Regions from separate parts of the Homo sapiens genome. Here regions 1 and 2 are each linked to region 3. The links are chromatin loops, found by intact Hi-C in ENCODE. Cell type or tissue: IMR-90. All regions are shown on one strand. Each heading gives the region's core, and the rest is flanking DNA. Links, peaks and the distances in the headings are about the cores only.

Region 1 (10,868 bases), core at 1,699-9,698, 330 kb after region 3:
CTTTACTAAAGGTTCAGGATAGCAATAAGAAAAAATATAGAAATTAATGTGCAGTTAACTGATCTGGCTATTAAATATAGCTGGTGTTCTGTAATGGTCCACTCTGTAGCCTCTGGAATCCTCTGTAGGAATAACTATGAATAGCCTGCCAGCCTGCCAAATACCAGCTTTCTCCCACCATGAGGCACACTCTTGAATAAGGTTAGACACCGCAAAGTCTGGACCCCAAAATGGAAGACAAAGAGAGCCATTCCTTCACCCTTTATCTGTCTTCCCGGACCTGTTTCCTTTTCCTAGGGCCCCCTCCTCTTTTTGGAAAGATGTCCGAAATGTTCAGGACAACTATCTGTACCCACAGAAAAAAATCCAAGATTTAGTGCATAGTAGATATAGTTCCTGCCTAATTTCAAATTATTTCTTAAAATAACCTCTTGTCCATAGCTCCTACTAAAAGATCTGGGTTTAGGTAGTCTTCAGAATTACACCCTGTAATCTTGACCTCCAGGCTTAGCTAATTGGATTAAGAGTAGACACCTGACCCAGAGAATTCCAGTTCAAAGTGTGATGAGTCAAATTACATTCTCTCTCTTAGCATTTGGAATTAGGACACCACGAGTTAGTTAGTCAAATGATATTGAGCCTGGGCCGGGCTGGCCATGTGGTGGAAGTTTACGCTGATGAGTCAGCAGAGAAAGCCATTCTACAGAGAAGAGCTGAGGGATGGAGCAAATGGCAGAAGTAGGCAAAAGAGACTGTGGCTCTATGAGAGATAAAAATTAGTCTTCTAGTTGTTTCAGTTCTCAGTGGTAATAGTTTGTTCCCCAATTAAGGTTGTCTGTGTAGGCTTACAATAAAGCTCTCTTTATGTGAACCAATTTAAATGGGTGTCTAATTTTTTTTTTTTTTTGCATTGCTTTTGCAGCCAAATGTATTCTGACTGAAACACAGGGTTTGTAGGATTTATTACATTATCCGTAATCTTCTCTAATTGATATTTTTGTAGGGGAGATGCCATCATTTTGTCAAATTAATATTATCAGGATATTTGAAATGTTAGGTTTTTCCGTTTTTTAGAAAAAGAAATCTGTGGATCTTAAATTTTTGCATTACTTATTTTCATATATGTCAAATCAAGTTAGAATGTTTCTTGATTTTTAAAAGATATATATGGTCAGTTATAGTAATAGTTGTCACTTGCCACAGAACAGTAGTAAAAAAATTTGTGAAATGCTTAAATGTTGCTGAATAAAAGCATCATGACAAATTCATGGATACTAATTATTTAATGTAAATATCACCATTTTAAGAAAAGAATACGGTGAAACCCTGTCTCTACTAAAAATACAAAAAATTAGCCGGGCGTGGTAGCTGGCGCCTGTAGTCCCAGCTACTCGGGAGGCTGAGGCAGGAGAATGGCGTGAACCCGGGAGGCGGAGCTTGCAGTGAGCCGAGATCGCGCCACTGCACTCCTGCCTGGGCGACAGAGCGAGACTCCGTCTCAAAAAAAAAAAAAAAAAAAGAAAAGAATATACATGATTGATTCAATAGGTTATATTTTAAAATAAATTATTAACTTACCTGTTTATTCAAACTGATTGCTATCATGATAATAATACTGCCTTTTGTAATTTTTATTGGGCAATTTTTAACATCTAGATCTCCATATGAAAGCTGTTACCTTAAGAGTACTAAAAACTCTTTGATCTATGCGGATAGCCATTTTTAATTAAAATAGTATGTTTTTCTTCCATCTGTAAATAATATTTTTAGATATTTGACTCTTCTGTGAAAGGAAAAGGTAATCTAAAACTTAATTTCTTCACAGACAGAAAAAGCGAAGTAGAGAGGCCAGCAAGTATTCCTCTGTCCTCTGGCTATAGTACAGCATCATCAGATTCAACTCCCAGAGCCTCTACTGTTAATTACTGTGGTTTGAATGAGATTTCAGAGGTAAGAAAATGCTTAGATTATTTCCTTTCTAAATGAGGAAAACAAGCAAGCATTAGCTTTTGTTGTAAATATTGCTAGCAAGAAAAATAGCAAACGCGAATCTTAGTCTCTCAAAATTCTTTCATAAGTAAACAGTACTTAATGCAATGTTTCAAACTGTGTTTTGTACATTCTCGGTCCATCTTTGATGATGGTTTACTTTGAGAAATCATCTAAATTTGTTGCTTTTTAAATTAAAGGAAACAACAATCCAGAAAATGGAAAGGATGAAAAAAATGTAAGTAACAGAAAGGGGCAACAGAAATTCATTTCTCTATAGGGAATTGTATTGGATTACAGTATATATAGAATGTGCATGTGTGTTTCAAACCTTAAAGGTCTCTCAATCAGGTGTGGAATTTCCTTCAGGACTCCACTGGATAATAAATCCACCTACAGTTATGTGTTTGTGAGATGAGTCACTGTTTTAGTTTCCAACAAGCGATTTAAAACTTGTTGGAATTGTTAATGGAATTAACTGCAGAGAGAATACAAAGATATTTTTGGTTGGTAACTAATCAAGAGTATTATCTATTTTTGATAACTGATTTATCAAAATATTAAATAATATATATAGATGGATGGTTTGGAGACATTTTCAGTGTTGTGAAAATATCACTGGTGTTTTTCGGCAAGTTATTGATGAGATACTAAAAATGATGTTTTTGTCTAGTACAAATGGTGTGATTTTTCTAAAGAGCAGTTCAAAGGAAATATGAAATGAAATTGCATATAAGATGATTATGCAGCCTACTACTATAGAAAATTATAATATTATTTAGAAATGCAAAAAGTACTTAACTTACACTTCAAGAATATGACTCATAATCGACTCCTCTTTGTCTTCCCTCTGGTCATACTTAAGTTTATTCATAGTAACTGTACTTATAGATAAGAAAAATATTCAAATTTATTTTAGGCTAAAAAGCATAATTTCAACAACTAAAATGCTATGCTTTATTATGAATTATTGATTTACTTAATATATTATTTATTATATTTCAGGTTTGAAGAAACTGCAGAGTTACTGAAATGTCCAAATCACTACTTGTAGGATTTTCTACATGAACTTTTTTCTAGGACTTTGGTTACTATACATATTGTATATTTTAAGAATTCTTTATACAATTTTAATATACTGCAATACTGCAGTTTTTGACAATTTGGATTCCATTTGGTATATGAATTTTTGCATTCATTATTGAATAACTCTTTTAATATTTTTGAGCAATGATTATACTGCTTTACCTTGTGTCACTTTTTTTTTTTTTAGGAAAAACTCATGTTCCAGTATATTTCTCTTACAGAGTGAAGTCATTACAGCACTGTATTTCTGTGTTGACATTTGTTGGCAGTGTGCTAAGTAATGTTTTTTAAAGCACAGGCTTGAGGACTATGGTTTACATCCTGTTGGAAACATTCCAAATGGGACTTGTGTATTATACCCAGGAGGCTCTCATATATACCATCTTGGCATCTGTACTGATGAATAAGTTATAATGAACAGTTAAAAATGCTCATTGAAAATTAAATAAAACAAAAAGGCAGTTATTTCATGCTTGGTCAAAAACATCAATACCTTTCCAATTAACACTGAGAAATTAAGGTTAAGATTCTCCTTTTGTACTGGGAAACAGGCTGGAGGACTATGGTCCTCAAGTTTAGACCAAGAGGACTATGGTCTCAAGGTTCACCATGAGAAATGTGTTGAACATTTTAGTATGCTCTATTGTATAATTTTTTTGGAGGGGGGGATGGAGTTTCGCTGTTGTTGCCCAGGCTGGAGTGCAATAGCACGATCTTGGCTCACCGCAACCTCTGCCTACCGGGTTCAAGTGATTCTTGTGCCTCAGCCTCCTGAGTAGCTGGGATTATAGGCATGCACCACCATGCCCAGCTAATTTTGTATTTTTATTAGAGACAGGGTTTCTCCGTGTTGGTCAGGCTGGTCTCAAACTCCTGACCTCAGGTGATCTGCCTGTCTTGGCCTCCGGCGTAACACTTTTTAAGACCAGTGTAACAGAAAGAGAATGTAGCCATTCTAGCCACCGTTAAAAGATACACAGTGAGGTGTTGTGTTTTGTTTTTTTAATGATGAAAAGTTACACATTTTTTGGAGAGAAAAGTCTTAGCTGAAGGTAAATCAATGGAAAAATGAAATTTATTTTTAATATTACTACTATATGAATTATCTTTTTTTAAACTTGTAGATAAAAGTGTTCCAGTAATCAGAAAATCCTCAAGAAAATTGACTTCATTATTTGGAAGGAAAATTAGTATTTTTTTTAATATTATATGGACCATCTGATTATATTTTATTTATTCATCTATTTATGGTATGTATGTATAATTCTATATTACACTGTCAAATATAAAATATTGTTATATGAGTAGAAATCACTTAAATTTTTTTTGTGTTTGTGAATTTGAAACAGTGTAAGAAATCACTTTTAAGAAAACATTTTTAGAATTCCTTTGTTTTTTTTTTTTTTCTTTTTGAAACAGGGTCTCACTCTATTGCCCAGGCTGGAGTGCACTGGCGTGATCTCGGCTCACTGCACCTTCTGCCTACCGAGTTCAAGCGATTCTTGTGCTTCAGCCTCCTGAGTAGCTGGGACTATAGGCCTGTACCGTCATGCCTGGCTAATTTTTGTATTTTTGTAGAGACAGGGTTTCACCATGTTGCCCAGTCTGTTCTCAAACTCGTGAGCTAAAGCTACTCGCCCACCTGGATGTCCCAAAGTGCTAGATTCCATGGGTGAGTCACCATGCTTGGCCACATTTTTAGTATTCTAATAAACAGTTGGTCATCAGAACTTTAAAATGGTAGCCTACAGAAACATACAATTTTGAATTTAACAGAGTTTCAGTAAATATTTCCAGAATTAATGAAGCATGTTAGCTTTAATTTTTTCAATTGTGAGAGAAGTACATTTATAAAAATTAAGAGGTTAAGAGGTTATAGTTATAAGGGAAAAAACTTCTGTATCGATTAACTCCTAAAATATCAGTACCAGCATGGAATTATAGCACCACCTTGTGGTTAACATGCCAGTATTTTACCTTTTGTTAAAACAAGTGATTTCCCATCAAACAGGATAATATTTTTTCCCTTTTGAAAAATTCAATTTTAAAAAGAAACATTTTTGAAGTTTTCTTATGGAAGATAGAAAAAAAGTTAAGTCTCTTTCTACCCTTTCTTTTTTTCTTTATATAGTGCAGATATACACACAGAGAAGGGACTTAAAACATTTCTAATCTCCTAGTTTATATACAGTGTGCAAAATATAAGTAAGTATATATTGAAAATATAAAATATTTCATATATGTTATCAGGTGGAAATTTAGAATCCAAATTTTCTTAAACTTTAATAACTTGTCTAACAACTCTCTAATAGGGACTAAAAATCAACTCAATATATCATACATTTACACTTACAAAGAGTCTTTATCTAGACAACATAATTTTTGGAAAAATAAAGCAAATTCAACTTTATTGGAGTTATTGGACAGATCAGCAAATTGTTATTTTAAAAAGTTTTCTTGTTTAGGCAATTTGGTAAGTGGTTTCTAGTTATAAACTAGCCACTGTTGATTAACTTGAGAAGGTGAAGCAGGGGAGTTCTGAAGAGATTACCTAGAGCTACATAACCCTAAGTTAAGTAAAATTTTCACTTTCATTCTTTTCATTCTCTCATAAACTGGTTGAAAAAACACTGTACTACCAACAAAGGTGTCAGTTGCTTGTGCTGCCCTGTCTATGTTATGCTCTGAATAGGTCTCGGTAAAGATTATATGGAAATACTATAAAGAATACATAAGGTAAAATACTAGTCAGAAAGGGTTCAGAAGAAGTTAGCATCAACTGTATGAAAATTCTAGGTAAAGCTAAGTACTATTGAGTTGGAAAAAAGTAATTCTATCATGTTTGCTTGTTTTCCTCTACTGTTTTTAATGTGATGTTGTAATATATTTTAAAAATAAAACTTGAAAACGTTGGGACTTTGTTTCATGCCATTCATTACTCATAACTTTATATAATTGATACACTCTTCAGGAAGCATAAAAATTAATATAACCTTCTCAATTTTATAAACTACAACACTTTTTGAGCTCAAATAACATTGTAACTTTGATTTTTACTTTTTAACAGTCCCCAGGTTTGTCTCCTTTCTTTGAAACTGAAGGCATCAAACTGATCAGCGTGGAAGGAAGTGATGTTTATCTTAAGTCCTAAAGAGTGAACAGAATATAGCCAGGGAAGATGGTTTACGCAAAAGGACTAGCATAAACAAAGGCTTGAAAGGAAGAGCATTTGAAAGAAATTCACTAGGGCTAGCATACTGAGTGTGCTCTGTGTGTGTGTGTGTGTGTATGTGTGTGTGTGTGGCTAGAGGTCAGTTGACACAGGCCCAAGGGGCAGCTTGTATCTTATTTACTGAACCATTTAAGCAGCAGAATATGATAACCAGATCTGAGTTTTTGAAGGATTTATTTTACCGCTTTAATATGGAGAATGGGTAAGGGGGCAAAACTAGAGGCAGAGAAATCAGTGGGAGACTATTACAGTAATCGAAGAAACATAGTAAGAGTGACTTGAATTATGATGACAGTGGAGATGGAGGGAAATAATGGGATTTGGAGCAAATGTAGTACTTCCAGTTTAAGGACTATCTTCAATCTAGTATCTGGACTGAGAGATAGCAAAAAGATACTACACTAGTGTTTAATCTGTTATCTTGCCTAATTGGTTCCGTCTGGAATCTTGTTAGAAGTGCAAAATCTCAAGCCCTGCTCTTGACCTACTTACTACATTAGATTCTTCATTACACAAAGAACCCAAAGACATTTGTAGGTACTTTAAGTTCAAGAAATATTAGTTTACATTCACATACTTCTTGTTTTATTATCATAACTAACATTTGAATCTAAGCCTTCAAATTCAGATTCTCCGGAATTGCTTTTATCTAAATATATACAGCTTCTTGCAATTCACATTTAGTATCTTGGCCTCCTTAGCACCTTTGGTTAGCGTTTTAGGGTTTTGAGTGCATTTAGTTAAATGATTTTTTTTCCTCAGTCAAATAATATATAAATAGGAATTAAAACATCCTTTCTTCAAAATTAGGTGTAAGCTTTGTACAAATAACTTGTTTGGTCCTCATCAATAATGATTCTTTACTAAGCATGCACAATTCATACCATTAGCCTCCATCTTTGAAATATCTGTGTTTATGTTGAAAAATTTCCTAGTTTTTTACTTTTAATTATGTTGCCCAAAGTACAACAGGCAATATTCTGCATACATATTTGTTTTTCTCTATTATGTCATAGGGTGACTTTTCTGAAGATATGGAAAGCAATTATTAGAGATCCATGTTTCACATTTAATTTAAAATTCAGTATTATATGGTCTTACAAACTTTTTCTGAAAATCATTTGTCAAGGAAATCTCATTTGAGTAGTAAAATGAAGTAAATGAAGGAGTAAAAAAAGCATCTTAAGTTTAAGAAAATACAATATTTAGAAAGCAGTTTCCATAGATGAATTAGGTGCAAAGAGAGCGAGAGGAGAGGAAAACAGAAACCACTAGGAGTTCTTAAACTTTACCCAATCAATATGTATCTTGCTTCAGATTTGCCATCTTCTGTTTAAGTAAGCTTTGATTTACTGGGTAAGAATCTGATTATTGTTTTTAAATTCTGATCATTGTTTGTTGATATTCACACTAGGACATTTAAAACAACACCACAGCTGAGGACTTTTAAATGAAGATCAGTAACAAACATCAAAATGTTTAAAATTTATTTATTTTTTCACACTGCCATGAGAAAGTAGAAAAATGTTTAAAGTTTAAAAGCATTTCAGTATTCCAATTATCCTCTCAATTTCGCACCATTTTTTAAAATCATCATTCTCTTCCACCTTCACTTTTTATATACTATGCTTTTCCACTTTCTGAATGTGCTGGGCTTTCCATGACTTTACAAATGCTCTTCCATCACCTAAAATGTTCATTTGTTCTCCACTCTTCATTTCCTATCCTCTGCACCACATTGGCTGGTAGAATTCTACTCATCATAGGGGCTTCAGATTAAACATAACTCCCTCCAAATAATGCCCCCTAGGTCCCTAGAATAGTTTAGATTCCCTGTTTATGCTATGAAAAGCACCCTGTAATTTTTCTTCATTTCGGTTTGTACATTATAAACCTACTATTTGCAATTGTTGCTCAAGGTTGTCCTCCCTGCGAAACTATGAGTGTTATGTGAAAAGAGATCCTGAATTTTGTTTACTGATGTATTCTCCATGCTTAGCACAATGCTTGGTACATAGGACATTCTCATTTTATTTTGTGGCTTGACAAACAATTAAGATGTCCTCCCATCCCCCATATTATGATAGAATTCAAATTTTGTAAGCAACTGTTAGCTGATTTTTAAATTCAATATCTGAAATTAATTTCATTTTAATGTCAACTTTATTGTTATACTACATTTCTGTATTTGGTCACATATTTAAATGTAGAATATAGTATGTAGCATTAATGCCCAAGTTGGTAACTTTTAAAATAGTTTCTCCATACTTTAAGCACTGATATTTTTGAGCCTAAATGTGAGATTTTCCTAATAAAAAGGTGAGGAAATTTAATGATATTTTTGAAAAGTTACTCAAAAAAGTACACAGGTCTCATTTAAAGCACTAAAAGGCAGCAAATTTTTAGAGAAAATGATATTTCTGTTTGCGGCAATATGGCATACAAGGTATTAAAAAATATAAAAAACTCCTGCAACAAATCATCAAACATTCTTGAAAAAAATATAATAAATATTTATCACAGATATCACAGGAAATTAAAAGAAATCCCTAAAGGCCAAAAGAAGAGGAAGCAGAAATTCAGAGTATTATGCTTGCCTGAAGCAGCAGCTGCCCTGAGAGATTGTTGATATTAGAAACTAAGGCCTTGAGAGGTTTTCCCCCCTCATGTTTCTGCATCAGCGTTTATTGTGTTATAATTTACATACGATAAAATTCACCAATTTCAGTCATACATTCATATAGCCACCACCATATTTAAGATATAGAACATGCCTCTTTGCAGTCATTCCTCTGATACCAAACCAGGCACATTCTGCCCATCCTGCAGTAAGCCAATCACTGAGACAATGAGTTTTGCAGTGGAGAAAAGATTTTATTCATGAGGCAGCCAAGTGAGGAGGTGGGATAACACCCCTCAAATTCTCCTCCTTGAAGTTGGGGCATTAGGGATATTTGTGGGATAAAGGAGCAAGGCAGTCCAATGCATGGAAAAAGTTAATTGGTGGTAAGGAAAAGTGAGGTAATTGCTGATCTGTGCGAGTGCAGTTAAGCTTCATGGCTTTTCATAGGATCCACGTTCGCAAGATGGTGTCGTTGGCACAATCTGAGGGTGGAGTTTTTGGCCTTCTGATGTCAAAAGGGCACTCATTGGGCATTCATACAGGCCATTGGAGGCTCAGTGGAGTCAGCTTGAACTGGACAAGAGCTGATCCTAATTTCCTGAAAAACAAGCAACTATTAATTACTATGGTGACCTGTACATCAGAGATGTTATCTATAAGGAAACTAGTGGAAGTTTAGTTACATATTGCTTAGTTGCATTGACTTTTCGCTATGTAGGTTTTAAAATCAACTAGAAGCAAGCGACTACAAACAAGGCAAGTTAAGTTTGATAGGCCTAATTAGGTTAGCCCTGGGTTTCACCTTGTCCTTCAGCAACCACTGATTTGCATTCCATCATTTTAATGTTGCTGTTGCTAGAGTTTTATATTAATATCATCATACCATATTTAGTCTTTTGTGTCTGGCTTCTTCCATGTAGCATAATGCTTCTGAGATTCATCCATGTTGTTGTATGTAGTAGTTCATTCCTTTATATGGCCAATGAATATTTCAGTGTGCTAACATACCACAATTTCATCAGTTGATGGACATTGTGATATGTCCAGTTTGGAGGTATTCCATTTTATAAATCTGCTATGAACACTGGAACATGTGTCTCTGGACACATGTTTTTACCTCTCTTGGGTAAATGCCTAGGAGTGGGATGGCTGGGTCAAATAGTAAAGTTATGATTAAGTTTATGAAAAACTGCCAAACTCTTTTCCAAACTGGCTGGCCCATTTGCTTTTCCCACTAGCAATGTATGAGAGTTTCAGTTGCTCAGCATCCATACCAACACTTGATTTTGTCAGTCTTCTAGTGGACGTGTGTGGTGTAAACCAAAAGTTAAGGCTCAATGTTATGTACTGTCTTGACATCTGGTAAACTGAGAAGGTTTCAAATGGCCTAACCAGAGGATCCCCTCCTCACTCTCCTTCCATGGATAAGGTACCCTAGCCAAACAACCACTCCTTAACAGAGGGACCAGACACTTACCCCTGAGTAGCAGGGTTTCAGTTCCATGCCAGCTGTGAAATTGTTCCAAGAAACCAATCATATATTCCTGTGGGAACCAGGGGATGTCTCACCCTCTTCATATTACAAAGTCTGCCTCCCACATCTCCCAGCTGTTCTCTGTTCCCAAATTCAACCCCCATAGAGCAGGCAGTGTCCTCCCCTATAAGCTGTGAGTACATATGACTAATAAGCTGTTATCAGTTTCATCTGCGTTGTGCTGGGTTTTGTGTTGGGCCTTCCCATAACCCTAGGTGGGAATTCCTCCCTCACCAACATGGTGAATGGGGGGTGATTAAAACAGTGTGTAATGGTCTCTCATCGTAGTTTTAGCTTACATTTGTCCAAAATGTTGAGCATAAAGTATTTATTTGCCATTAGTATATCTTCTTTGGTGAAGAGTCTATTCAAAGATATTCCCAATTGTATTTAGGTTGTTTGTC
Region 2 (10,518 bases), core at 2,519-10,518, 470 kb before region 3:
CACTCTTACAGTGAAGTTCAAATTGCAAAATAAGAGACTTAACTGTCTTGTTTAAAGGTATGCTATATATCAAGTCACAAGGCAATAATATCTATTCTATCCTTTTGCGGCAATAAACAGACCCGCCCCAAAACACAAAATCAGATGGCCTTTTCCCACAAAGGCAGGTGGTTAACAATAGGATTTCCAAAGGGCACTCATTTATGTTGGAAGCTGATAGGCATTTCACATAGTGACCAGGAGAAAGAATGGGTCAATGTTTGTAATACCCAAAAAGGTGGCAACTGGGGGAAACGGTGGGGCAGGAAGGAAATGGAAGGGAGTTGAAAGCATCCTTGGTTTCCCCAGCTGTTTGCAGAAGTTGGAACATACGGTGCCAGGATTTTTCCAAGATGGCAAGGGATAGAAAGTAAAATTATTACCCCCTGCCCCCCGCCAAAGAATGCCTTCCAACAAATAAAGATGTATTCGCAGTTTGGAGACTTTTCTCCTTCCACAGGAAATGAGCAGAGGTCACTTAGAACCAATTCTCATCATTTAGTAAAAATAACAGGGTGATAATAGAAGCAACAGAAGGAGTCAAGGTGTTTGTGCTAAAAAAAAAAAACTTTAAGTTCAGGCCTGGCCTGGAGTGGGAATATCCAAATGGGTTCTTCATATTTCAAGTTTTATAGACAGTCTTTTCCCTAAAGGATATACTTTCATTAGGTCATAAATGCACCAACAGATGAGAGAGGGAAAGAGGTGTGTGTGTGTGTCTGTGTGTGTGTGTGTGTTTGCATGTGGCCAGAATGGCAGAGCAGGTATGGAGGTCAGGCTGTGCGGGGAGGTGGTGGGGCTGTGTGTCACCCACCTGTGAGGGCAGCAGCCAGGGACTACGACTTCAGGTGGCCCTCTGTGCCTAGGCTTCTCCTTGGTTATCTTAGTTCTCAGGTTTCCCGTGGGTTCCACTGAGGCTCCTAATTGCTCCAAATCCAGGCATTTACTTGCCTAAAGGCCACAAGAAGTGGGGTGGGGACGTATCTTTTTCAGAGAGTTTGTTAAAAATTTAACTCAGAGAAGTGTATTAGTTGGGGCCTCAATGCCTGAACTTGGGTGGGAGAAAAATGGGTTGTTTGGCGACTTTCATTTCTCGCTGGACCCCAATTCCCCAGATTGGAGAGGTTTACCTCCTCCAAAACCCAAGGGGCCCAACTGGGTGCCCCTCGGGGGCCAATGCTCTTCATCTTCCCACTCCCTGTTCCATGCAAGAGAGGACTTTGCAGACAGAATCGTCCTGACCCGATAGCCACGTAGGCTTCCTTCCGAGCACTTCTCAAAGTGAGTCTGGGTTTTGCTACCAGTATCAATTAGCCGCTTCTGGCGAATCCCAGAGAATGTTTAATTAACTCCACAGCTCTGATTCACACTTACAGGTTGGTAGCAGTTTAAAATTATTGTAAAACACCACCCGGATAATATATTTACTTTTTGTCTAGGCCAGATTAGCAAGACACGCGCACACACTCTACGTTTAAGTCACACCCTGCAATGCAGAGAAAATATTTCAATAGGCATCTGCAGGCGGCCGAGAAGAACTGGAGCAATGATTATTTTCCTCCTTTTTTGATTTTCTGTTTCTAAAGAAAGCACTGGTATCAAGGACGAGTTAGGTAATGCGTATTAAAAGGCAAGCAGGTCGCTCTCGTTTACGCCCAATCATAGTTCATAGTTCAAGGAAAACTGCCTTTAATTGACACCGTGTATATTCCTCTGCTCCTCTCAGGCTGCCCTGGCAGGGACGCCCCAAGAGTATTTATTTCTAGGGTTGGAAACAAAACAACCAACCCCGTCTACTGCGTAAGAGAGCGTTCCAAGATGGACTGCCGGAGAAAGGCTTTTTGACCCCTGTGGAAATTAGTCATATTGACAGACGCCCAGGGAAGGTAAATTACCCCGCGCGCTGACGTTACGCAGAGGCGCACCGGGTTCCGACTCCACCGCGGCGCCGAGGGGGCCAGAGGCTCCCAGTTCTTCCCCGCATAGTTCGACAAAGCCCTACTTTGCTTCCCTGGGTCTGGGATCTCAACGTGAAGGGGGCCGAGAGAGCGGTGATAAGGTGCTAGAAAGGAAACGGCAAGAGGAAACTAAAAAAGTGGAGAGAAATTTTGTGCGCCGTAGTGCTTAGCAAGCTGGGGAAACGAGGAGAAAACGAGCAAAGTCTACAGGGGAGGGAGAGAGGGAGGAGGCAGGGAAGGAGAGGACCACGAGGCTCCCGGCGCCCAGGCCGCCACTTGGGAGGTCCCGGCCCCAAAGCAGGCCGGGCCAACCGTCCCCCCGGGAGGCTCGGGGCTCGGGCGGGGTCACAATTACACCTCGGCTCCAGGCGAGGACTTAAAAACCAAGTGGTGGGGACTGCAGTCTGGAAGCAAGGCCCTGCGGTCATCGGAGGGGGGCCAGGCCCGTGCACAGGAACCTTTTACAAGGCATGTGGGTACAAGAAAAAAAATCAAAATAAACCACTTTCATCCAGCATGGGCAGTGAAAAGAAAAGCTGCCTTCCAGAGGGGGCGAGCGGGAGTTTTGAAATTCATTGTGTGTTTTGCCTTTATATAAGGAGTTTTGCGTTTTTTACCGATAACCAAAGGGGGACACTAGGGGGAAGTAACTGCTATTTTTTTTTTCTGGAGAGGGCTGAAATAAGGGGTTCACCGGTTCTTTCACAATCAGATGGTGTCCCAGGACTGCAAGTAACTGCGTACATCCACACAGCGCATTACACCAACCTGAGAAGAATCCTTGCGTGACCGGATTGTTTCTGGTATAAAATAGGGCCTAACGGTCCCATCTCTTTTCTTTTAAAAAACTGAGTCTGTGGAGGGGGCTTATTGGAAAGCATCAAAAGAGTGGCATCTGATTTTCTGATTTTACCGGAGATTGGACTGGAGGTCTTCTTTACTAAGAGTAACAGGCGTAGCCACAAAAGAGCCTGGTCTGGTCGCAAAGTAAAGGCAAAACTAGTGTGGGCCCTTAGCCTCGCCGGCCCCGGCCCTCGGAATGCAAAAGGCGAAAGCTCCCTCCTGGGCAGGGCCAGAGCGAGAGCGAGTGAGGAGCTCCTCCCGGACCTCGGGCCTAGCTTCGGAGGTATTTTTAGCTCCTCTCTCTGCTCCCCAGAGGCTCTTTTGTAAGCTTAACAGAGGCTCAGCAAGCTGCCCTCACCCCGAAGGGCTGTGGGAGGAGGCTGCCCTAGTATCTTGAAGAAAAAAGAAATTGCCTATCCTTAAGTTTAAAACAATATTCGCTCTCTCTAGGCTCCCCTTCTGTTCTCTCGTTTTTTTCGCCCGCAGGAACACTCCAAGTTCCACAGTTAAAGAGGACCGGGAGGGCAGGAATGGGTGGGGCCTGGAAATCAGCTCCGAAACTGGGTGCGGCACACCTTCCTCTGCCTTTCTGCCTCTCTCCCGGCCACTGCTGCTCCACGGGAGCCAGTCTTGGATACCTAGGGTGGGGGACAGGGGGACGGGAAGAGCCTCGGTTGTCTCCAGGTAGGCAGGGAACCCGGAGCATTTATTTAAAGTTACTTATTTTTTTAAAATAAAGGCTTAAAATAAGTCCAAATGTTTCTGCAACAGAGTTTCCAACACACTGTTCAGGAATGCGAAACTCGGGACCCAGACTAGCAATCCCCAAGTGGGTGAATTCTTATTATGTAGAAACCTGCTCTCTATGCTCCCCCTCTCACCTTGGAGAGGCCTCAGTACAGCCTTCGGGCTTGGGCCGCAGGCTTCCCTGGACTTCCGCAGTCCCCCTTCTCCCCATTCCAGAACCTGCCGAGCCCCTGCTGCATCTGGGACCCGCCTTCACCGTTTCCCAATCCCAGCGGTTAGCCCCTGCGCCCCCTTTTTGGTCTCCACTTTGCCGTTCGAAAATGCCTAGGTTGGTGGATCGACCCTCCGCGGAGCAAAGACGGATGGCTGGCAGGAGCAGGTTCAGGAGCTGGGCCAAGGTATTCTCTGCTTCCGCCTTTGTGTCCGCCCCCCCGCCCCCTGCTCCCCGCTTCCCGCCAGCATCTCTCCTTTTCTGCTCAGGAGTGTTTGGCCCGGCGGTCCACCCCGGCTTCCCGAGATACGCTAGAGTTGCCCCCACGTCCTGTCCGCCGCGCCCCTACCCACCGGGTTGCCTTCGGGGCCCTTCGGTGCTGTGTAGTCGGCGTGGCGCTGTGAGCTAGGCGAACAGGAACCCCCAGGCCCGCCACGTCTACGCTATTAGCAGCCAGGTAGCCCTGCGGGTCGAAGATGCTCAGAGGAGGAGTAAATGCAGAGAAAAAATAGAGGAAGGAATAAAAAAAAAAACAAAACAAAAACACGTAACATACACGCACTCAAAACCAACTTTGGGATTGGACTTTTTCAGTTTCACACGAAGAGACTTGGAGTATCTGGAGAAGGTTTTTGAAGACGTTTAGGAGGGAGGGTGAGTTTTCTGCTGAGAAACTCAATCTGCCATACAGTAGCGGCCCCATCTGGGATCTGTCACTGCTGACAGCACCAGAGGGCACAGCCGTGATCTTCTGCACAGCCTGCACTCCCCGAAATACCCTCCTTAATCAAAGGATGTCTGCGCGCCTGAGCTCAGCTGACCGCGCCGGGAGCACCAGGGCCGTTGGATTCCACCCCAGCCCGCCCCCTCCCCACGCACACAGCCACGGCCCCTCGCGTCTTCGCGGCACGTTAATTAAATGCGGAAAACAGACAGAGGCTGATGTCATTGCTCTCACAAGATCATAAACGTAAAAGAGTCATCCTGTGAGAATCCCTGAAAATGACTTTAATGAATAATTTCAGAGACAGTTATGACTTTGGGTGATTACTGAGCAAGAATATGAAAACCAGATTTGCAAAGCGAAGGCGATGGTCAAAAGGCCTGGCAGTTACTTTCTCTCATTAAAACCGCACCGGCTTTCCTTCTTCGCCAAGTACTAGTTACCAACTGAGGTTGCGTTTTCAGGTTTTCTTCTTCAAAATAACAGTCTTCTTTTCCTGCTTTTCTGCCTTATCCTAAAGACAAAATGTCAGCTCCAGGGAACGACATTAACAACCCACTTTAAATTGAAGGCAACTCTGCACTGGCGTCAGTGGCCATTGGCTTCCATCTTTTTACAAAGGTTGGATTTACTGCCATCTTAGGATCATATCTCTTTTGGCCTCTTCTCTAGGCAATGTATTTAATGAAGGTTGAACATTCTCACTGACCCTGAGTCAGTGCACTGTTTGTTGTAAAGGATCTCAGCTGGTGGGGCAAAAAACAAGTTCCAAACAACCTGCCTTTACAGAAGAGTCTCCCTGACTCTTTAGTTCTAGGTCACCAATGAACTGAAAAATGATTTGGTGCTACATTAAGGAATATTTTCAAACACTCCATCTGGCCATGGAGAAGCATCCAGTTGGTTATATCTGGTTGCTCATGCATTAAAAATACTATTTGAGAAAACAACTAGGGTGTTAGTTGTGGAAGTGGCCTGGTGAGTACCCTCTGATCTTTTGCACGAAGTTTAGCTGCCTGCAAGTCTGTCTTCTTTGCTTGAAAATATAAACTGGGACTCTCTGGGCCTGTGTCCCATGTGGATTTATTCCACTTAATTCAAGTAAAAGTTTGTTTATACTCTGAGCAAGAAAGTATTATAGGCACAAGTGATGTGGAGTTTTCAGTTTGCTTGTTTTTTGCTGTTGTTTGTTTGCTTTTGAGCGATCTGAGTGATTTAGAAAACTAATGTGTCTCAGTCGGCTCCACCATTCAGACAGATCATAGAGAACCCACTTACCAGCACTCTAGAAAACTGTACTTTGTGCAGACATTGCCTGATCCTCCCCTTTCTAGAAGCACAGATAGGCCAGAATCCTTCAGTCACTGAGGACACAATTGTCTAAAAGCCTCATTCCCTATCATTAGCCCCCAAACCGCAGAGCTGTTTCCTTCCCTCTTGGCTCCAGATAGGGGTGGGTGGGAGAGGGGACTAGGCTCTCCATGTGACATTTCCCTGACTTGAGAGGAAATGTTTCTTTCTGATTCTAGATTACATGAAGACACTTTGGAGTTGGTGTATAGGGTTTCCTCAAAGAACTGAGGTAACGTGGACTTTAGGGAATTTTCCTCAATTGGATTCCCTGTTTATTTGTGATACTATTTGTGTCCCCCAAATAGATCTTCTTGTTGCTCCACTCACATCATGAGCAGTTTTCCTTTTCCTCTAGTTACATTCACTCTAGCTTCTGACTGAAGACTCTGCTTGCCCTTTGTAGCCCGTGCAGGAATAAACAGCATCTTCTGGATTTGCTTTGAATCCTTGTGCTGCCCAATGAGTCAGAGGTGTAGGGTTGATCCAATAATATGGCTAATTCTCTCCCTGTAAAGACTTTAAATAATGTAGGCCTCTCTTCACCCATCCCCCATTCTCACCATCCTGGACTTCACGCGGGTCATGGAGAAGGTGTCCAGGGTGGGAGGCACGCTGGGTGGGTGTGGCCTCCTTTGGCACAGTGGTTCGGCATCCTCTGGGGGAGATTTTGAAAACTGCAGGCTCCGCGTCGAGCCCCTGACCTGCTGAATCAGAATTTCTGGTGAAGGTAGGGTGAAAACGGGGCTGAATTTGTCATTGTATCAAGTTGTCCGGGGAGTGGAAAGTCCAGGTGTTGGATTAATCCCAGCACCCCTTACTTCAGAAGAGACCAGGCTATCCCGCAGAACGCTAGGGTCAGAGGTCTGGGGCATCAGTCAGCCCGTCCAGGAATTATGCAAATATATGCAGCCTCTACTCTGAACACTGGGACGTAGTAGGGGACAAAGCTGCCGCCAGCCGTCCTCGTCCTTGCGAGGTGTCAGTGTTTGCGCCAGGGACAACTCCCTGGAGGGCTGGGGGAAGGGAGGGGCAAAAGAGGGTCCAGGGCCTCAGCTCGCTATGTACTTTAGGGTTTAATAACAGGTGCAAAGGCAGCTGCTAAAAGACATCGCATTCTGTAATCAGCTTCTGCCAGGCTGTCCGGCTAAACAGAAACTCCCACAATTTTGGCCCGAGGGCTGTAGGGCGGAGCGGGTGCCAGTGAGATGAGGGCAACCCTAAGAGGTGGCATAAGAGCCTTACCCCTAAGAGCCACCCCAACCCCATCCGGGGCTTGCACCGGCACCGCCTGGGCCGCAGTTGTTGCCTCAGGGAAGCTTCGCCCTGGCGCAGGGATAGAGCAAAGAAGCGACCGCATGTGGAAGGCTTTCCAGGCGGAATGCTCCAGCCGTAGCGAGTTGGAAAATTTAGAGTGGGGAGGGGGCAGTAGAGATGTTAACTGGCCCCTCCTCACCCCAAACAAGGAAAACACAGTCTTCTGGGCTAAAAATACATATTTATGAAGTCCCTATACGCAGGCAGGCGGCGCGTTCCAGCTGCCGGCCTGGCCCAGGGAGGACTTGGCCGCGCGGCCGCCGATTACACCCAACTCGGCTGGGATGGCTCCGAGCCGTCTGCCCTGACGTCAGCGAGGCTCCGGCCCCGCCGCGGCAAGATAGGCGAGCGCGGCCGGGCGCGGGTGCGGCACTAATCACTCCCAGATGTCCCTAATAGCGGAGATAAAGACGGACAGAGCGGCCGGGAATAAATTTGTAATCAGGGCTCTACCATCTGATCATCAAAGCGGCCCAAATGCCGGGAGAATTTGAAGGGAATGCGTGTGAGGGGGGTCGCTTGGGGGAAGAGGTGAGGGTGCACTTCGCGATGGGAACTGGCTTCGGTAGGGTAGAGCAGGGAGAACAGGGCGAGAGATCTGTAAGTTCGGTGCACGTAAGTCGGATACTCGGTGCTCTTTAACCTCCATTAGCCCTCAGACCGAAGCCGTTTAGCGGTTCCAGGCTGATTGGAGCTGCGCAGTTGCTGTGCGGGAAGCACGCGTTGCGCAGCGGCTGGGTGGTAAGGCGGCGCGATGAGAACTGTCCGGCCCCCGGAAACGTGGGATTGGTTTCCTCTCCCGGAGTTCTCCCCTCCCCCTTCTTTCTAAACATTTAAAAAACACGTAGTCCGTCTCCCCCAACCCCCATTCCCGGTAGACTTAATCCCAACAGCAATTCATTGCACCGCGGAGCTTCCTCAGGGAGGGGGCTGTTGGAGCCTCCAACCAGGGTCCTGGGCCCCAGTCTGAGAATGACTCCTGGGTTTTTCTCTCCAAGCGATCCGCAGGCTCTGACAGGCCAGGAGTCGCGCGCGTCCGGGAGACTCCTTAGCGCCCCCTCCTCACGTGGAGATCTGGACTCTCAGGAGCTGGGCCCAATGGAAGGAATGGGTACCCTTGGGTCACCAGGGTCCAGATTCGGCCCTCTACGGCGCCCATGCCACAAGCCTCCCTCAAGACCATCTCTGCTTGGCACCCACTAGCCAGCTCCTTTTCCAAATCTAGGAGCCTGGGTGGGACTCACAGGCAGGGAGAACTCAAGGCGGCTGTGGAAAACAAAATCGCGTGCCGCCCGCGCAATATTTGATTAAAGCTTCAGGGCTAACTGAGCGGTTTCTTGCGCTTTGCAGGCCCGCAGTGTATGTTCAGTCCCAGTTTTCCTGGCACCCTTTGCCCTGCTTATGTCCCCTGCACACACCTCAGGCCCTTGCAACTGGCCCGGGTTCTCTCTGCAAATCTGTAGTCTGGGAAGGAACTCCCGGGTCTCGTACTCCCTGCCGCTTTGCATTTGAGCTCTCACCTTCCTCACCCCTTCCTGCGAATTCCAGGTGCGCTTACCTCTCTTGTTCTCCTGCTACTTCACCAATCCGAGCGGGAGACTAGCTCTGCAATTCACGCCAAGCTGGGGCAGCGGCTAGCAGAGTCTGGTCGAAGGAATTGAACCACCTTCCACTCCCGACACACGCACAAGTGCTAAGAGGCCCCCAGGCTGCGCTCCCTGGCACGGCTGCTACGCTCACCTCATCACGACCAAGCAGCCTGGTGCTCCTACACCTAAGGAGGCAACCCAGACCCAGAGGTCCACCCTTCCTAGATGCCTGGGCCTGCTGGCTAACCCATCCCGAAAGCTGGAGCTTGCTGTCTCGGCCTGGAAAAGCCCTTTAAGTTGCTGTCAGTGCCCAGGCAATTGGGAGCGGGGCCCCCACTCTGCAGTTTTTCAAATTGCTTCCCAAGCTGAGAAGGGGTTTGCGCGCGCGCACACACACACACACACACACACACACACACCGTCTACAACTGGCCAAGCCTTTGCCCCTCCGGTGCTCCAGGGTTATCAGACGCTGGGCCTGCACAGCGGTCTGGGGCAGAGCCCTGACAGCCAGATCTACCATCAATTTACCTTCCGCCGCCGCAGCTTCCCATTTAGCTTTTAACGTCAAATCCTACATTTTTGTCGGCTCCGGCCTGTCTAGAACGCTTGTGATTTCCCTGCAGGAGTGATTGCTCTTAACAAAATGGCAGCAACCACATTATCCGAGCAATTAAAACAGAGGCCTTTTAGCCGGTCCCGCAAGTAGAGGCTTGGAAAATTTTTTTAAACAAAGAAGAAAAAGTTAAAAGAGAAATAAGTGTTGGAAGAGAAAAGCATGGAAGCTCAGAAGAAACGTCTGCCCAGTACGCCTTTCACTTCCTGGGACTTGACAACCTGGGGCGGGGATGTTGGGTGGCTGAGAGCGGCTGGGGTGACAGATAATCTGGGGTGTCCTGCAGGTTGAAGCATCTGGTCAGTTGGGGTGTGCGTCTGGTTAGGGGGTTCAGCCGCCTGCAGTGTCAGGCAGCTGGGCATTCTGCCGTCTGGGGTGTCCGGTCTGCTGGGTGTCTGGCTGGTTAGGGTTTCTGGCGAGTTGAAATGGCAGGGCGGGTGGGGTGACCAGGCCTAGTGTTGCTGGCCCTGAGGAAGAGGAGGCAGGCTGTGCTTGGCCGGGGCCAAAGAGGAGCGCAGGTTTAAAAAGCAAGTGTATTAGCAAGTTTCTCCGTAGCAATGGTGCGCCAGGGTCTTTTGGTTTCCCTCTGTTGTTGTTTAATAAGCCAGAGAAAGTGTTAAATCTGCAGAAGTGCCTTAAGGCCCAGATGGCGGAGACCAGCTACACAAGGTGCAGAGAAGCGTAGGTGCATGGTGAAGATAACTCCTCTCCGTTTCCTGTTTTTAAAACCTCACCTCCTCCGCCACTGTTTACTCCAACACTTTGGTAGGCTCCTTTCTTCCACGTCTAGGACCTGATGGCTTTCTCCTGAGCAGATTAAAATAAAGACGCGGAAGACAACTGGAATCAGGAGAGGGAGGGAACCACTGGATCAAACGCAGGAGGATTGGGAGAGCAACAGAAAATCAGGGCGCGCCTCCCCCACACCTCCTCCCCATGCTATAAACAAAGGCAAGTGTCTGTAAACACAGCCCCGCGCCCACCAGGTCGGCCCAGCGCCGGCTGACCCAAGGGGAGAAAGTTCAGATCGCTTTGGCCGAGTTGTTCTAACCCCTCGCCCTCGCGTTGTCAGCCGCCCGCAGAAGTCCGCAGAGCCTCTAGCTTGTCTCTCCCTGGGCACTTCT
Region 3 (10,868 bases), core at 1,211-9,210:
GTGATCTGAGAAAGTGATAGAAAAAGAAGTTGGCATTCACAGGTCCCCGAGACAGGCCCCAAACAAGATCTGTCGGACGAATGTATAGGCCTTGGGTGTCAGTCTTGGACTTTAAGAGAACTCTGTGCAGAGATGGAATGCAAAGAATGTACATGAAGAAGATAGATAAATGCATAAAGTAAGTGATCCTCTAGTGATCAGAAACATTTTCCTTCACTGTCCCTATATTGCCTCTTAATTTCTGGCCTTGACCTTGTTATTAATTGGGCAGAGTGGATTATAGAGAAGACAACAATGGGAAAAGTAGCTAAGAGCAACATCACTCCTTTGGACTAGATTGAAGCTATGCAAAATGATTTTCAATAAAACCCTCTCTGCTCAGTTTTAAAAGGTACAATCGTACGTTCACATAAAATTGGCTTGTGCATAAAGAAGAGATGGGTTATAATATTTGTATATAGTAAATAACTATATTTTGAGATCTTTACAATTATAAAGGTATTCTAGCAGAATAATTTGTATAAAGTAGCTTAAGTAATAATGGCATTTCAATTAAACCTTGAATGGGTTCCTCTACAGAAATTTCTAAATATGGGGTATAATTTTGATCTGACATTCAGCCCATTGTAGGATTTACATTAAATTGTGAACCACTAGAAAATAGGAGAGTATCTCCTTTTAGTTTTGTGCAATGCTTAGTGCACCTAGAGATCTTAGTGGGTTTTTTTTTAAAGCAAGTACTAGTTTGGCTAATGAAAAATTATTTTTAAAAGATATGTCAACTAGACATCTCCAGTGTGCCATGCCCAAGATTGTATTCTTGATCTTCTTGCCAAATATGTTCTTCCCATAGTCTTCTACATCTTAGTAAATGACACATTTTGCTCAGGCCAAAAGCCTTAGAACCATCCTTAACTCTTCTTTTTGTCTCCCATCCACATCTGATCCATCAGCAAATCTTATGAATGTCTATTTGTTAGGGTATAGGCTCAGTTGCTCTAATAAGGAGATCACAAAATAGAGGCTAACAACCTTAGAGGTTTGTTCTTCCTCACGTAAGAGTTCAGGGAAGATGGTAGTCAGTGCTCCATGACGGGGACAGATCTGCCTCCCTCAAAACATTCCAAGTGCCCTGGTTTCTAGAAAGAAAGAAGGAAAAAGGAGAAGCAAATGCAGGGCAATTATCATTAGGAAGATAGCTTGGAGTCTGCACACATCTCTTCTACTTACATCTCACTGGTGAGAACCTAGTCATATGGACAATCTTTGCTACAAAGGACGCTTGGAAATGTAGTCTCTAGCTGGGCACCCATATGACCAAGAGGAAGGGGTGAACAGATTATGGAAGACAGCCTATGATCTCTGTCACAGGTTTGTATTTCCAAAATATATCTAGTCTCTAATTACTTATCACCTCATCACCCCCATCATCACACTACTAGAAGCCCCAATTGTTCACCATTGCAATATCCTCCTAACTGGCGTTTCTGCTTCTGTTCTTGCTTCCCTAAATGTATTCACAACTGCCTGTGATGATGTTAAAACACATCTGACCAAGACATTTTTTCTGCCCTTAGTCCTGCAATAACTTCTCATCTCATTATGAGTAAGAGCTCATGGTCTAGCCTCTGCTACTTCTTGACCTGAACTTCTACTCATACCAGGGGCTGCTTGTTGGTTCCAACATGTCCTGTTATGCTTCTTCCTCCCGGAACTCACAGCCATGCAATCTAACATCCTCTTCTTCCAGCTCTCCCCCAGGCTCACTCCTCAGCTTCAGGTCCTGATTCAAATGGCTCCTTCCTGGCAAGGCCTTGCCTGGACACCCTATTTAAAACTGCAGCTCTTCCATCACTTGAGACTCTAGCTCCTTTGCCTGTTTTATTTTTCTCCTTGGCTCCTTCTGTCATACTGTATATTTTACTTATTTGTCTTGTTTCTTCTCCCCTGCCACCGCCAGTTTACTCCCCAACCCCAGAAGGTTCACTCCAAGATAGCAGATGTTTTTGCCTGTTTTGTTCTTAGCATCTTATATAGCATCTGACCCCATAGTAGTTGCTCAATAAATACATTTAAGGAAATTATAGAGAGAATAAATGTGTCAGTAAACCTCAGCCATCTGATTTTCCATTTAAAGCACAACCTTGGTATAGATATCTGGAAATTAAGGAAACAATCTGATAATAATAATTAATGTGAAGCTATAAGACCAGGAACTATGAATGAGCTATGGAAGAAATCTCAGACTTGAAATTGGAAGATTTAAATTTAATTGCCATTTTGAGACTAACCTATTTATGAAATTTAACGATTAGCTTCCTCTCTTTCGGCCTCAGTTTTCTCAGCTAAGTAAAGCATAAATATGCACTTCAGAGGTATTTGGAAGCTGAAAGATGTGAAAAAGACAATGCCATATCTGAAAGTGGTCGCATATATTTATTCTTAAGTTTACAACATTTATTAAAATAGGAATATCATGGGATTTACTAATTTCAAGAAGTTCATCTGGGTCCTTTGGATAAAACAGTCTTTTTCTGTTTTATGTTTCAGATTCTAACCCTAAGGTTGTGTTGAACCTCAAAGATGCCTTGAATATATTTAGTAAAATAACTACAGTAATAGTAACTAGAAACTTTCTGTATGTAGTTAAGTATTTTCATATAAGTTATTGCATTAAATCTTCATAAAAGCCCTATAAGTACCTACAGAAACATATGATTGTTGCAGGCTTTATTAATTACAATTATAATAAAATGAAATTTAAAAATACTTCAATGTTGGCACTAAGGTACAATTAAAAAAAATTGTTTAAACATAAAATCAGTATTTTTTTCCTGAAATGGGTGGTTACTTACATGGTAACTTTTCTCCATTAATCTATTATTTCCTCAAGTTCAACCAACAAAGAATGTCATAAATTTTAAAAGTAAAAAGCAATTTCTTTCAAAATAATTCCCTCTCTTACACTATGATAAAAGTGCATGGGAAACATTACTAAATCAAAATTAACTGCTCCAGTGTCCTGCCTAAATTAGAAAAAAAAAGAACATGTATTTCTGTGCATGTTAACTACACATAGCCCCATTAATAATTTTTTGTATAGAATTTATAAGCGCAGCGAACTTAGAAAAATTAAGCAAATCATAGAGAAAATGACAGAGTTTGGAAATATCAAGGAACCAGCCCAGATTCTCTGCTAATTTAGTTTCGGGACATGAGAATAGTGCTTTTTTATCTCAGACTTGGCTCAAGCTTGGGGAAAAACATTTCCCCAGGAAATTTTAGCCCAGCTGAAGCAATTGATTTTTACTGCTTGTACCCAGCATCCTCATTTTTCAGCGCTACTCAATGCACAACCACTCAGCCATACACATTCGGATGGTTATTCAGAATTGAATCAACAACTTTGACAGAGTCAATATCTCTGCTGGCCTGTAACAAAATGGCCTTGTTATTCCAGAAGATGGACAAGAACCAGATTAGACATCCCAGTTTCCTAGCTACAGAAATTTAGACAATCAAAAACAGTGTTGGAATATCCAGTGTTTCTTAAGATACCATGGAGGGAGCACATGCTTCAAAAAGGGCATGGTGCAATTCTTCAAGAGGATAAAATGTATCATATTCTAAAAAATACCTTTAAAAATGGACAACTCAAACTTCCTGTTATTTTATGGATGAGTCTGGACACACTCACAAAACCTTTTTCTACAAAATTTTCAGTTTATCGGCCACAGTGGTGGCCATAATAAAATTCTTGACAGTATTACTTTTAACGCAAACAACAGATAACTTCAACTGATTGAAATAAAAATGTAAAAGCTCCCTGGATGTTAAAAGAATAACTGAATGGCTCCTTGCAAATCTTCTACCTAGATAAATTTTGTTCTGAATATGGAAGTTTTAGTATCACCATTACTTTCATTAAGTTTTATAATGGTAGCTAAGATAAGTCTAGCTCAGAAAATGCCAGAGTGTTTTAGGTTTAAAGGGTCACTTCCTTAATAGATTGGGGTTGTGTCAGATCTACTTTAAAATGAGATAGTACATATAAAAATACTTTGAAAAGTTAAAAGCATCACATAAAAGCAGGACCTTTCTTAGATGGAAACCCTGTTTTGGAAGCACTTAACTATAATTGCAAATGCTGATAAATGAAAAAATAGGTCACCAAAAATGCTTTCATAGGCGTTTTCTTCCCCAGTGCAAGTGCATTCACTGATGAGAAGAATCTATGCCATGCGGTAACACAGCAAGACCATTTAAATACCTATCATGTAATAAGTAATCAAATCCGAGGGCTCCCTTGGGCTTTTAGCTCCAGGATGAATTTTTCCCCACCCTTTTTGGCCCTGTGTAAATGTAATTTTGTTTTAATAATGTTTTTAAATTATGGTTGTCTAATAAACATAATTTTAAAAATTGTCCTTCAAAAAGGACTCACTTTTCAAGACTACTTTGTAAACCAGTAAGCTTCTCCTGACTTGTTCTCCTCGAAGGGTCTGGATGGTTTCATTTACTTCTTCACTTTTATAGGAAAAACAATGTAAAAAATTTTTATTATCGATAGAGCATTAAGAAACAACTTCATGCAAAACAATTAGTCTGGCCTTAGGTTGTGCCCTGTAAAGCTGTTAGATAGCTCTATCTCCCTCTACTGGCAAAGTCAGCATCCCAGATTCTGAGTTCCTTGACCCAAAGAATGTCACCCCCAGAAACAAACAAGAAAACAAACGAGAGCTGCTTCCACAATTAGCCCTAAGCCAGACAAGACTGGGAATTTTCTTCCCATCTTACAAAGAAAAAGGATTACCATGAATAAGCAGTGTTCAGAGGAAAAATGGGAACTATTTTCCTTAAACATTAAAAAAAGTACCAAGAAGATTCTTGGAGGTTAAAATGCAAGTGCACAATGATCCGTGTGCAGAGAATGTGACTTTTTTTCCAGGATAAATAAAAAAGAACTAAACAATTTGTAGAATGCAGTCACATCAAATCTGATGGTGGAGAATGTGTGTACATTTTTTAAAAAATCAAATACCTTACCTTCTTGATAAATGGCTCATAAGGGCACTACTACCAGGAGTCGCTGAAGGCAGAACCCGAGCTTAGGTATTTTAAGTGGCATTACATGTTCTCTTCAAGTTCATAGGGTTAAACAGGTAAGTGGTTTCACATGTGGTTCCTTCCTAAAAAATGAGGACAATAATGATGAGCTAGCCACTTTTTTAGAGGTGGAAAAAAACTAGTTAGAATCCACGCTCTCTGGAGACAGAGTTCTGCAGTAAGTGGAACCTTCTGACGATGGAGCCTGGAGCCAGCAGCTGGGTTCTGTCACCCTGACTGGGGCGGCCCTGTTAGTGTAGCGTGACCCCTGGCGCATTCGCACAGATAATACCGGCACCTCTTTTCACTCTAATCTCCTACCCGTCTGAGCAATTCAGCAGGAGATAGGGGCATTAAGGCCGTATTATTCCAAACAACATTTAGCTGAATGGTAGCTGAAGATTGTGACAGCAAAAGACAAATTCTCCTGGTCAAATACTTTCCTTCCCAGAAAACCTTCCTGTTTCAGTACTTTTGAGACACAAAAATGTCATTAAAATGGAACCAAAGCGGGAATCCCACACCATCCTTAGCTGAACCTAGGAAAACTTTGAAATTCCAAACAGAATTTCTTGGAGTTTCTCATGCTACAATGGCCTGTGATAAATAACACCAAATAGCCAGATAAAGAAGGAATCATTTATTCATGTATTTGCATATTTTGTTGACATTATGCCATATCTCCAGATATGGCTGTTGTTCACAAGTGAGCAGAGTTCCAGGGAGAGATGTACAGATAGCCTGTTTTTGTAATATGTATCTAAATACTTGGTGGCATGTAGCCAATCTTCCTGGAAGGAGATGGTGTTATAAGCCCATAACCTAGGTCAGAACTCTAAATGCCAATGGCAGAGTGTTGCTTTTTATGTTGGTGATACAACATCGTCTGCATTTAGATAGCTGATAATGTGTTTTCTCAAAGCTGAAGGGGCAAAAGTAAAAACTTTCTTAAATGTTTACAGATAATTTTAGTGCTATAACTGTAGGCTAACATTACTTTGTTTTTCAAAGTGGGAATCTAAGTAAATTAATATTTAATATATATTCAGGAAATTAACAGCACTCTTCCTGGTTGCTTTTTCTATTTCTGTTGTTTTTCCTTTCAAAATATACAACAACAGGATTTTGCTGTGATGTTCTAATAATTTAATTTGGGTTTTAAAATTCTAGCAATGGGACTTATGGGAAAAAATAAACTATCTCTCCGGTAATCTGCAATGCCTGGTGCTCTGAAATAAGATCAGACAGTGATCAGAGATGATTCTTTCCTGTGACAGGGCACTGTGTTTTGGCAAAAGCTGATTATTCTCTTAGTTTTGTCTGTGCAGAACATGAGGTTGCTTATGTGCGAAAAGTTGCTGGGTTGCTACAGCCAAGACGTCTCACACTTTGAGGTCCACAATGGTTATTAATTAAGAATAATAAAAATAATGTTTAAAATCTCCTTCTGGAAAAATATGCGTATTTCATACTTAACAGGAAGTGAATACAGCAATGAAGAGCTGTTTTACATATCTTTTAAACAATAATGAAAGACTTGTTTAATAATAAAGATTGGAATTCCTACTTTGAATAGCATATTATATAGCACTATAATTCATACTTCATCTGAGAAAAATATATTTCCTGCGTGTCAGCCAAAATAGGTTCATTTGATGTTGTTCTGTTGATCAAAGGAAGTAGGCTCACTTTGTGGGCATGTACGAACATCATGTCATGGTTAAAACATAGCCAAATAGGGTTGTGGGAAGAGCTAGATTAAAAAATAGGCAAATGAAGCAATCTGTCCAGGTCACTGAGCTACATAAATCACTAGAATAAATAATAAATATGATGCCAGGAAACTAGGTTTTCTGCAGAACACTTTGTACATAACTGATAAACTGTAACTTGGTCCCTCTCATAATGAAAATAAAAAACATTTCTTGCCTTTGTCCACAACAGTCTATTTCTTGATGAGTATTTAATTTTGGCTGTGATTCGCAAGACAGCGTAGAGTTCCAGGGAGAGTTCACTAAAATTCAGAAACAATACAAGACTTTACTGGAAAAGTGATTTATTACATTATTGAAATAATTATTTAAAATTTCAATTGTTTAATATACTCCTTAAAAAATTGTTTATCCCAAAGCATTGCAAATGCAAATTGAAAAATAAAGAAATGCAGATAAATGAGATGATTTAACGGGCATGAAAGCCGGGAGAAAACAAGCATTTACATTATTTTGAACTAAACTTTCTAATTACACCTATGCAAGCTGTAGCAAATGATGGAAAAGTGTAAATAAAAGACAACTTCCCAACTCTTAAAATATCTTTTTAATGGAGTAACAAAAACCAATTACAGCAGCAACGGCAAAAAGCAATCATAGGAATATATTTAACAATAAATATTCACAGAAGAAAACTATACTATTGGAAGTAAAAGTATTCATGACAACAGGAAAGACATTCCCTATTCTAGCATTGGATGTCTCAATAGGATGATGCCAGTTCTCCATTAATTAATTTATACATTTACTGTAATCCCAATAAAAATACCAGTGACTTTCTTTTTAACAGAGCTAGGCAATTTGGTACTTAAATTCATGTGAAACAATAAACACAGATGACTAGCTAGAAAAACACTGAGAAGAAAGGCAATTAATTAGCAGGGGCTAGGCCTACAAAATAAGAGAACATACTACAAAGCATTTTAATCAAAACAGTGTGATGCTTGTGTGTGAACGGCTAAAAGACCAACACAACAGAATAATAATCCAGAGATAGTCCCGCTATATATGGAGATCTAGTGTATGGTAACGGTGCTTTTCAAGTGACTGAGGTAAAAAATTTTTTGTCTCATTTTTAATAAATTTATTGGGACAACTAGATGGCCACTTGGGAAAAAATAAAATTAGATTCAGCTTTTGCATCAAATAAATCAGAGATGTGGAAGTAAACATGAATTATACAGGCACTACAAGAGAGCATCAGTAAATTCTTCTCTGGGTGAAGAAAAACTTTCTAAGTATAATTGAAAATCCAGATTCACCAAAGGAAACTACGATAAGTTGTACTATATAAATTTATAAATTTCATGGCAAAAAATAAGAAAGCTAAATATTATAAACAAATTCAAAAGACAAATAACAAACTAGGAAAAAATACCTACAGTATATATGACAGAGAAGGCCAATTTCTGTAATATTCAAAGAACTTACAAAATTTGAAGAAAAGAACAACAAAAATCCTATAGGGGAAAAAAAGATCAAATTGTCATGAACATAGAAGTCACAGAAAGAGATATAAAAATAGCCCTTAAATATATGAAAAGATGTTCAACTTTACTCATGTTAGAAAAATTCATATTAAACTTCAGTGAAACACTATTTCTCACCTGTTAGTTTGGCAAAAAGTCAAAACCTGACTGTATACTTTTTTGATGATGACATTGGGAAACTGAAGTTCTCATACATTGCCAGTGGGAACTCAAAATGGCTCAATCTTTATAAAGTGGAATTTGCAAAATTACTCATTCATTTAACATTCTAGGAATTTACCATAAAGACAAACCTCTAATTATATGAAATATGTGTATGCATATGTATATGCATATATATATGGTTATCTATTGTAGCAATTGTAATTGTGAAACACTGGAAATTACATAGATGTCCTCCAAGCCTAGGAGTTGGTTTAATTAACCATATTACAAACACTCAAAGGAGTACTATGCAGTTGTGAAAAGCAAAAAAGATCTTCATGAACTTATATGTAGTGATTACTAGAAGACATTGTGAAGTGCAAAGTGAAAAGTGCAAACAAGCGTATGTAGTATGCTACCTTTTGTAGAAGAAACAAGAGAAAGTAAGATACATATATCATTTATCTTTAAAAACAACACACACACACACACACACGAAGTGTAAACCAACAAACAAAAGCTTTTATTATCTATAGGGTCAGGGAAGAAATGAGATTAAGGGGCTACAGAAAGGAAAGGTGTGATAATTCTTTGGGTATACATTTTTAAAATAATTTTGAATTTTTTGGAGCATGCTAATGTTTTTGGAAATCAAAAAGTAAAATTAAGTCAGCAAGGGTGAGAAGAAAATTCCTAGTATCAAAGCAAATAGAAACAAATGGACTAGAATGTATTTCAAATGAATGACATACTCACTTTATGGGGGGGTGTGAAAAACTAATCTAAGTAATTAATGGTATTTGACTATATACCCTCAGTCTTGGGCAGAGTCAAGGTAGGAGAGACAACTACAAACAGATTCTGAGTTCCTTTTAGTAGAAATTTTTGGTTATTTGTAGTGATATAAGAGAAGCAATTCTGAAACTATTGGATATGTTAAAGAATTAAGCAAATAAGCAAATGTGTTTATGTTGGGAGCCAGAGATCTCAAATGGAAGAAGGGACATACAAACAAGAAACAGGGGATGGCAAGAACCTTGTGAGGATTCATGATTTCTAAAACATTTACATATGCATATAGCTATTATGTGTATGTGCATATATATATGTACACACATATACACATACACATATACACACATATACACACATATACACACATAATGCACACATATCTATGCCTACGTGTGTAAACATATGTGTGTAAATACATATGAATAGGTATGCCTGTATATGTATATGTGTAAATAAATGCAAATCTCTTAATTTTCCTAGAAGGAATGAGCAAACTTTGTCTCTAATGCCTCTTGAGAAATGTTTGATTCCAGAACTGAGGCAGGGTGAGAAAATTATTATTGTAAAGACTAGGTCGGGCAAAAATCACCAATGGGAGCTAAATCAAAGGGGCAAATTTGATAAAGAGCAGGATATTTGCATGGACTTGAAAGTGTGACTTATAAATTTCTACTTCTTGAAAGGAGAAAAAGTAATAGCTATACAATGGAGAGGGCAGGCAACACCCTGATCGGATGATAAAAGTTAACAGTATCAATGGGAGGCAGATGGACATGATGCCCTGAGAGGAATATGGCTTCTACGCAGTATTCTGACTGAGGCTTCTCTAACTTCAGTTAAATAATGAAGAAACATTAGACAGGTACAAAATGAGGAGTTCTCAATCTTTCTTTTCTTTCTTTCTTTCTTTCTTTTGAGACAGTCTCACTCTCAATCTTTCTTTTCTTCTCTTTCTTTCTTTCTTTTGAGACAGTCTCACTCTCAATCTTTCTTTTTTCTTTTCTTTTCTTTCTTTCTTTCTTTCTCTCTCCCTTCCTTCCTTCCTTCCTTCCTTCCTTCCTTCCTTCCTTCCTTCCTTCCTTCTTTCTCTCTCTCTCTCTTTCTTTCTTTCTTTTTCTTTCTTTCTTTCTTTTGAAACAGTCTCACTCTCGCCCAGGCTGGAGTGCAGTGCCGCAATCTCGGTTCACTGTAGCTTCGACCTCACAGGTTCCAGCAATTCTCCCATTTAGCCTCCCTAGTGGCAGGGACCACAGATGGCTGCCAGCATGCCTACCTAATTTTTGTATTTTTTTTTTTTTTTATAAAGACAGGGTCTTGCCACGCTGCCCTGGCTGGTCTCAAACTGCTGAGCTCCAGCTATCTGCCCACTTCAGCCTCCCAAATTGCTGGGATTACAGGTGTGAGCCACCACACCTGGCCAGAGAGCTCCATTAAAAACAAACAAACAAACAAATAAAACTGAGGGACTAGTTTTCAAAACTGTCGATGTCATAAAGGACAAAAAAACAATGTGGAAATGTTCCAATTTAAAGATGTTAAAGGAATATGACAACTACATGCC

What was found. A loop is a pair of places that touch in the nucleus more often than their neighbours do. Peaks named below come from ENCODE experiments on the same cell type or tissue, not always from the same donor. Only the 100,000 strongest peaks of a DNase experiment are listed, where the experiment ranks them.
Region 1: it touches region 3 in a loop (11-fold over the local background); 5 of 110 quality-filtered maps call a loop at or near these places.
Region 2: a loop joins it to region 3, with 4 times the contacts of the local background. A loop is called at or near these places in 7 of 110 quality-filtered maps.

Annotation. Positions count from the first base shown.
Region 1 is chr4:174,314,341-174,325,208 of GRCh38, forward strand. CEP44 (centrosomal protein 44) reads left to right here. Exons shown (of 12, transcript NM_001040157.3): 10 at 1,826-1,950; 11 at 2,190-2,227; 12 at 2,995-5,988. The coding sequence ends at 3,043. Among named protein-coding and RNA genes, the nearest start is that of CEP44, 36 kb to the left of the region's middle. In IMR-90, for the core only: a CTCF peak has its summit at 5,025 (motif pointing left); a DNase peak (open chromatin) is centred at 6,271.
Region 2 is chr4:173,514,828-173,525,345 of GRCh38, forward strand. It overlaps LOC124900815 (a long non-coding RNA gene), which reads left to right and starts at 1,769. Exons shown (of 4, transcript XR_007058371.1): 1 at 1,769-1,925; 2 at 2,710-2,800; 3 at 3,804-3,985; 4 at 4,068-5,472. It also overlaps a transcript of SCRG1 not described here. RefSeq lists enhancers at 3,333-4,532, 4,109-4,695, 9,917-10,458. In IMR-90, for the core only: no CTCF peak of the experiment used is centred there; a DNase peak (open chromatin) is centred at 7,494; H3K4me3 peaks cover 422 bases; H3K27ac peaks cover 450 bases; H3K27me3 peaks cover 5,886 bases.
Region 3 is chr4:173,985,661-173,996,528 of GRCh38, forward strand. It overlaps LOC105377543 (a long non-coding RNA gene), which reads right to left and starts at 5,306. Exons shown (of 4, transcript NR_188468.1): 1 at 5,047-5,306. In IMR-90, for the core only: a CTCF peak has its summit at 4,656 (motif pointing left); no DNase peak of the experiment used is centred there; H3K27me3 peaks cover 222 bases.